Linked DNA regions of Homo sapiens: region 1 is linked to region 2. Evidence: read pairs that join two places in POLR2A ChIA-PET (ENCODE). Cell type or tissue: GM12878. All regions are shown on one strand.

Evidence for each region. ChIA-PET counts read pairs that join two places held together with the same protein. Peaks named below come from ENCODE experiments on the same cell type or tissue, not always from the same donor. Only the 100,000 strongest peaks of a DNase experiment are listed, where the experiment ranks them.
Region 1: POLR2A ChIA-PET joins it to region 2 with 6 read pairs; 4 of 35 experiments call an interaction of 5 or more read pairs at or near these places.

Annotation. Positions count from the first base shown.
Region 1 is chr6:20,686,902-20,690,901 of GRCh38, forward strand. All of the region lies in intron 5 of CDKAL1 (CDKAL1 threonylcarbamoyladenosine tRNA methylthiotransferase), which reads left to right. Among named protein-coding and RNA genes, the nearest start is that of CDKAL1, 150 kb to the left of the region's middle. In GM12878, no CTCF peak of the experiment used is centred here; DNase peaks (open chromatin) are centred at 760, 2,000 and 2,474; H3K4me3 peaks cover 1,167 bases; H3K27ac peaks cover 1,630 bases.
Region 2 is chr6:20,742,537-20,746,536 of GRCh38, forward strand. The region is part of intron 6 of CDKAL1 (CDKAL1 threonylcarbamoyladenosine tRNA methylthiotransferase); the gene reads left to right. Among named protein-coding and RNA genes, the nearest start is that of CDKAL1, 210 kb to the left of the region's middle. In GM12878, no CTCF peak of the experiment used is centred here; no DNase peak of the experiment used is centred here.

The DNA.
Region 1 (4,000 bases), 56 kb before region 2:
TTTTGTCAAGTGTGTCTGTCAATAGATGCAGAAAAATCTATTGCTATGATTATGTGATTTTTCTTCTTTAGCCTGTTGATGTGATGAATTACATTAATTGATTTTCAAATGTTGAACCAGCCATGCAATCAGAGGTAAATCCCAGTTAGTCATGGTGTATAATTCTTTTTATACATTGTTATATTTGATTTTCTATGGATGATTTTATATCTATGTTCATGATAAATATTGGTCAATAGTTTTCTTGTGTTGTCTTTGTGTGGTTTTGGTATTAGGATAATGCTGACCTCAGAATGAGTTAGGAAGTATTTCCTCTTGATTCTAATTTCTGAAAAAGTTATGGAAAATTGTCATAATTAAAAAAAATATGGTAACATTCACCAGTGAACCAATCTGGGCCTGGTGCTTTCTGTTTTAGAATGTTGCTAATTATTGATTCAATTTATTTAATAGATATAGGCCTATTCACATCGTCTTTTTCTTCTTACATGAGTTTTGTAGATTGTTTTTCAAGATTTGGTTCATTTCATCTGGGTTATGAAATTTGTGATTTGTTAGATCAATCAGGGATAAGAAAATTAAAAAGTTATTTTACTTTTATTCTTTTATCAATCTTTTTTTCTTTTCTTTGTTTTTCATATTTTATTTTATTTTGTTTTTTGAGGTGGGGTCTTACTCTGTCACACAGGCTGGAGTGCATGGTCACAGCTCACTGCAGCCTCGACCTCCTAGGCACGGGTGATCCTCCTGAGTAACTGGGACTGTAGGCACTCACCACCACATGCAGCTAATTTTTCTATTTTTGGTAGAGAGGGGATTTTGCCATGTTGCCCAGGCTGGTCTTGAGCTCCTGGGCTCAAGTGATCTGTCTGCCTCTGCCTACCATAGTGCTAGGATTATAGGCATGAGCCACCTTGCCCTGCTTCTTTCTCTAGATCCAAATTTCTGACCTACATCATTTTTATCCTATGTAAAGGATTTTTTTTTTTAATTTCTTGCAAGGTAGATCTACTGGCAAAAAAATCTCTCAATTTTTGTTTGTTTGAGAAAGTATTTTTCCTTCACTTTTGAAGAATGATTTTGCGGGTTACAGAATTCTATGTTGTTGTTTTTTCTTTTTTTTTATCAACACTTTATTTTACTTTACCACTCGCTTGTATGGTTTCTAGCAGAAGTAAAATGTAATTCTTATCTTTGCTTCTGTCTAGCTAAGGGTTATTCCCCCCTCACCCCCCACCTCTGGCTTCTTTCAGGTTTTTTTCTTTATCTTTGACTTTCTGTAGTTTGCATATGTCATGCATAGGTATAGTTTTTTTGGTTTTTATCCTGCTTGGCATTCACAGTCTCCTGAATCTTTTGATTGGTATGTGGCATAAAGTTAGGGAAATTTTCAGTGATTACTGCTCTGTATATTTCTGCTGTTCCTTTATCTTCTACTTCCGCTTCTAGTATTCTATCACATGTATGTTACACCTTTTGTAATCATCTCATTGTTCTTGAATATTCTGTTGAGAGGTTTCTTTCGTTTTTTTTTTGTTTTTAGTCTTTTTTCTTTGTGCTTTTCAGTTTTGTACATTTCTATTGTGATATCTTCAAGCTCAGAGAGAGTCTTTGCTCAGCCATGTCTAGTCTACTAGTAAGCTTGTCTAAGTCATTCTTCATTTCCGTTAGTGTTTTTGATTTCTCTTATATGTTTTTTGTTCTGTTTTAGAATTTCTTTTTGTCTGTTTACATTGCCCTTCTTTTCTTACATGCTGTCCATTTTTTCCATTGGCACCCATAGCATGTTAATCATTGTTGTTTTAAATTCCCAGTCTGATAATTCCCACATTCTGCCATATCTGAGTCTGGTTCTGATTCTTGCTGTCTCTTCAAATTGTCTTTGATGCTTTTAGTACACCTTGCACTTTTTTCTTGCTATCTAGACACGAAGTACTGAGAAACAGAAACTGGTATAAATAGGTCTTCAGTGATGTGGTATTAAGGTGTTGGGGGAGAGGGAGTGTTCTGTAATCCACTGATTAGGTCTCAGTCCTTTAGTAAGCCTGTGCTTACTGTGATCCTCACAAGTTCTTCTTAGTCCTCTCCCCTTCAGGAGGGACTAGAAAGCTAGACTTGGCTGGAGCTGGGCATTTGTTTTCACCCAGGTCATTTAGGCTCTGGTGACACCCCAGCAGGTTAGGCTGTAGTTAACTAGTTTTTCCTGAGAGCAGACTTTAAGAACAGAGTACTCTGGTGAGTTTCCATATAGTTTCTTTTACCTTTCCCCTACTGGAAGCATGAGGGGATTTTGCTCCAGTATTCACTGTGAGAACCAGGTCAAGCTCCTGGAGGTAAAAATTCACGCAAGTATGGGGCCCCAGTGACTGAGTCATCCTGGAGTTTTTAACTTTACTCTAAAAGTTGTCCACACTGAGCCTCCAGCAATACATAAATTACAGTTTAGATTTTCCTACCCTAACACTCGTTCCCGTGGAGGTTTGTGGTTTTCTGCTCAGGCAAATTGTGATTTTTGGTATCTGCCAGTTGGTGTCTCCAATATTAGGGGCAGTGATTTGCCTGGTGACCTCAATTCTCTTACATATCTAAAAAGAATGATTTGTTAGTTTGTTTAGTTTTTTCACTTGTTGGTAGGATGGAATAGCAACTTCCAAGCTTCTCAGATGCTGAACTGGAAACCTGAAGTCCCCACAACCATTTTTAGGGGCAAAACTGTAATGTTCATTTCATGAGTATTATATATAATTTCCACCTAGAGGTAAATGGTGTTTTTGTTATTACTGGTTGTTACTTGTTAAAGGTTTATGTTGTGGTTTTCAAAGAAATTTCATGTATCTGTGCTCTAATTTTCTTTATGGAAAAATGGACCAAAAAAATAGAGAGGTATTTAATTGCAATGAATGGGTGCCATTTACCCCTCCCTGCAAAAAGAACATTTCAGAATCATTCAGAATTGAATGATAAGAAATTCTGTTTTTATTGTATAAGGCTTATGGTGGTCTTAGTGTTACAGAATAGCTAACTTTTTGAAATTTCATTGTTTGTTAATCCATGGATTTTTAAAATCATTTTGCCTCCCAATTATGAAAAATAACTTTCACATTGTAGACCATTTGGAAAATACAATTTAAAAGTCACCTGTATCTCCTTGTGTAATGGTTACCATAGTTAACATGCTAGCATATGACTTGCCAATCTTTTTTCTGTATTGGATTCTCTTTTACTTACATGAAATTATATCGTACATATTTTTGTATCCTACTTTTTAAAAAACACATGTGTTTAATGAGGTAATTTTTTAAATGGCTATGTAATATTTCATTTTATGGATATACTATAAGTTGTATATATTTTTTGGCTGAGTACTTAGATTTTATCCAATTTTTTATTCAGTAGTATAAATGTATTATAACTGTCAAATAAATGAACATCTTTGGGTGTAAGTCTTTACCTTCTTTTTTGGTATTGCATTTTAAAAAATGTAGATCTAGTTGATGAAGGTGGAATTTTCGGTCACAGAATGAGCATTTTACGAACTCCAGACATATTTTTCAACACTGTTCTCTAGAGAAGAGATATCCATTAGCCTTACTACCGCAGTGTGTGAGAATGAGGGAGACACACCCCTGCCACTTGTGCTTTTAGTATTTCCAATTTTAGTTTTGCTAATTTAATGGAGATTGGGATGACAGCTCATTGTTTTAATATATTTTCTTTGATTATAAACAAAATAGAATTTTTTTTATATTTTTTTGATTATTTACTATTTATATTGTCTTTATTATAGACTTCATGTTTTTCACGTATACTTATATGAGTTTCTTGTATATTAAGAATTAGCTATAAGGGAACTGTGGAAGTCAAGACTACTTTACCATGTTCATAAAAACTGATAAAAAATGAATATAACTTTCAGATCTTGAGAGCGGATTTTACAGATGTCATGTGAGTTCATTGAGTAATATTCTTATGTACCACTACTGACTGCTTGGGACTTTAT
Region 2 (4,000 bases):
TGAGTTTTTTAACCATTTTAAGTGTGGCATTAGTGTTCTATTGAAGGATATAACGTACTTTACCTATTTCTTAATTATTGTATTTAAGAATTTTCTAGTTTTTAGGAAATATGCATAATACATTAATGCTCTCGCTGGTCTTTTAAATTTTTTAAATTTGAAATTAGTATATTTTGAAAAGTTTCTGAAAGTGGGGTCACACTATCATTAACATTTCAGAGGTGTAATTTAATTATATGTTTACCAGCATTACATATTATTAAAGTATAAGATTATTATTTGTTAATATCATTTTGTAGAGCATTTTTTTCTGTGGCAGGTATATTACATTTTATTTATCATCACTGACTTTTTATATATGAAAATTATGTCCACATAACTAAAAATTTTGAAAACAAATTACAAATTAGGAAACAAAATTATCTAAGTTTTACCTTTAGAGAGACCTACTTTTGAATAGAACTGTTGTATAGAATTGCTATAAAACTAGAAACCTTCTCAAATATAGTGAGTTACAGTGAAATAAAGAAATGAATTATATTTTATACAAAGAGAAAACAGTTCTGAAGTCCAAAAAGAATAGATGTTTAAATTCAGTGACTTGGGAAACTATTTTTAGCAGGAAGTTTAGAATTGTATTGCACGATTGAGTAAAGAATGCTATTCCTTCACAAAATTTCTATGATGGGAGGATGTTAATAGAGTTGGAAGGAAGAACAACTGTAACTGCATTCTTTGCTTTTATCTTCTGCTAGCCTTTATCTGTGTCACCTTACAGTACAGGAAGAATGTGTCAATTCTGTTGACCAGGCGATTAAAATAAAAAACTTCCATGAGGTGGGGATCATTGGGTGAGCAAGCTGCTTATTGTACATCTGAGTTAAAGGACTTTTATTGTACTTACCCATGTTTGAAAGTGCTCATAGCATAGGCATTTAAGAAGATATTAATAGATAAAGAGAGAAATTACTACCATCATAACATGCTGGTTTCCATCAATATAAGCCTGTAGGAATGGGGCATTTAGTTTAGTAATCAGAACAAGGCAGTGTGGTGAGAACACATGGTAAGCAATTTTTTGACCTCTGGGCCTTTTATTATCATCTGTCCCACTCTCTCCTGAAATCACCTAGTTGTGATTAATATTATTTGTGTGATGGTGCATGGAAAGAAAATAACAACATTGAAACCAGAAATAAAGCCTGCCATCCTCTGAGTCCAGATCCTCTGGCTTTGGTGGCTGTAACCTCTGCACTTCTCCCATCTTGGAGCAAAAATCTGTGCACAAACCTGTCTAATTTCTTCACAATGGAAGCGGAGAGAGAACAGATTTGAAAACATGTATGTCTTGAATAAAAAGTTTTAGCCAAAATCTTTTTCACAAGATATGAAACTATCTTAGCATGAAGTGAAGTTTAAATTTTGTATCTAGATGATGTATATTTATGAGTGACCAGTATAGAATCAGGATCTTTTTGTCTCTTTTTAGGATCTTGAAACATTTTACCTTACAGTTAAAAATTCCCTTTCTCTTTTAACAAATAGTTATAGTTAATCATCTACCTTAGAGTTTTCATGCAATGCCATTTTTATTACTGCTATTTGTTTATGTCATTTATGTTAGCTGTAGATAGTTTCATATCTTGTGAATATATCTGTTTGAATGTTTCTGTTTTTCTTTTAGGCTAATTTGTTGGCAGAAAGTTTCTTTTAGATTAGTTAACCAGAACATAGGATGTTCTCTTAACATTTGCAGTAAAAAAAGAGTAGTAGACTTCAGGCTTCAGAAAGCCTAGCTTCAAATCCTAGACCCACCATATCATTATTTATTTGGTTCAGCAAGTACTTACTGAGTGCCTACTGTGTGCTTGGTGTACTGTTCCTTGCACAGTACTATGCAAGTGCTGGGAATGCAGCAGTATATAAAATCGTCCCAGATCCCTGTCCTCACTGAGCTTACGTTCTGGTTCTTAGGGAGAGAATTCTGGTTTGAGTCCAGAACTTCTCCAGCTTCCTGGAGAATCTAGTGAGATGGGTCCCTAGACCACAGTGAGATCAATTAGTTGGGAATTTCTCTTTAAGGCTCAGATGGAAATGCCCTTGGTGTCTGCTGGTTGTGAGTTGTGTTAGGGAGAGATGAGTGAAACAATATTTATTTGCTGAGTTCTTCTTCCTAAGGTAGTGTTATTTATCAGTTATTACAGTATCCATTATTAACAGGAACAACATTTATTAGGAAGTTAGGCTCTCACTCTATTACTAGAAAGTGTGTTTATGAAATTGTGTGCTTTGTGTAGTTTTTCTGTGTTATTAACAAGGACCACATTTGAAGTTGGTCTTGGTGTTAATTCATTGGACTGATCATTGTAACTAATTATAGCTCTAGAAATTCTAAATAAACTGCAAATTAATAGACACGTTGTAAAATGTTAAGACATGCAATTCACAACGGAATATACAATTTGATATTGAAAATTTGTAAATGACAAGGCTTCCTCATGTGCCAGCTGTGAGCCCTGCAGGCAGGTGAACATTTTCTTTGGAGAGCTGAACAGAAATGTGGTTTAACACAGGTGTCCACTTATCTCAGGGACTATTAGCAGGTTGATTTGCAGTGGTTAAACATCTTTTCAGGCAGGCTGCTCTAATCTCGAAAAGTGAAACAGGATTGACTTTTGACTATTTCAAATGCGAGCACTTTAATTTTGAAAATTATGTGTACAGTTAAAGCTGCATTTGAACGGCTAAATTTGAGAATATTTCTATCGTACACCATGTTGCAAAAGGTAAACAAATTCACAAAGTGGAGCAGTGTCACAGTAACAGTGGGATCAGTATTGAGGGCAAGGCTTGAGGAACGCTCTCCTTCTCCTGTTTGCCCCTACTTCGAACATTTCTTCTTGCCATGTTCTATTTTTTTTTAACTTCCGTTGTCTAAAAGGTAGTATTGTGAGAGAATGACATGTAAATTTAAACACCCATTTATGTTTTTCCCTTCCTTGACCTGTTGGTTTCACTTTTTTTGGCATCTTCTAATCTCACCTGTATTCATATATGTTTCACCTATTGAATGATTAAAATGTAGTATATCATAGTGATTAAGAGTATGGATTCAGGAACTAGATTGCGTGGGTTCAAATTGCTGATCTCAAATTCTCGGCTAATACTAACAATAGCTGATGAGCTAAAAAAAAATCGCCAAAAAAAATCTAATAATGTTTTAAGAAAGTTTATTAGTTTGCGTTGGGCCACATTCAAAGCTGTCCTGGGCCACGTGGGGCCCAGAGGCCATGGGTTGGACAAGTCTGATGTGTAAAATTGTTTATTAATTGGTATTTTACATCTCTAATGTGTATTTGTTTTAGTTATAATATTACTCTGTGTTTAACTTTGGTATCACTTTTTAAATTATCTTTTAATTTGCAACATGTTCTGTTATTTAATAGGAGTATTCTGATGTCCCAAACACTGTTTCTGTGTGTGATTGAGCTTAGCCTGTTGAATTTTGTTTTTATTGCTGAAGGGGTTTTGTGCCTCCTTTACCCCTCCCCGCTACAGAAAGTTTAATCGGTATTTTAGTTGCATTTAAGAGGAAGAGAGGTTCCTGGTACCAATCCTCATTTTACTGGCACCCTTCTAGCCTGGCTTCATCTTTCAGTTAGTTATTTTTATCTCTAACTCAGTATTAGTCACTCACTGGTACTACCATTCAGGTGAAATATGCCTTCAGTGTTATGAGGAATGTACTGTCATGTAACTTCTGTTGAAAGGGCTATTTCTACCTTTGGGGAAGAATCTTTTTGAATGAAGAGATTAAAGATGAAAATATACTGGGAGATGAGTATTAAAGTTAAATCACACATAACATCAAATGCTGTTTTGTGTTACACAGCAAAGTTGCTCACGGGCTTGTGAGTTCAAGAAAAATCTTCTCATAGCGTTGAAACACATTAAGCTAGCTTAGTGACTGCTGTCAGCTTCCCCACATTTAAGGGATTTG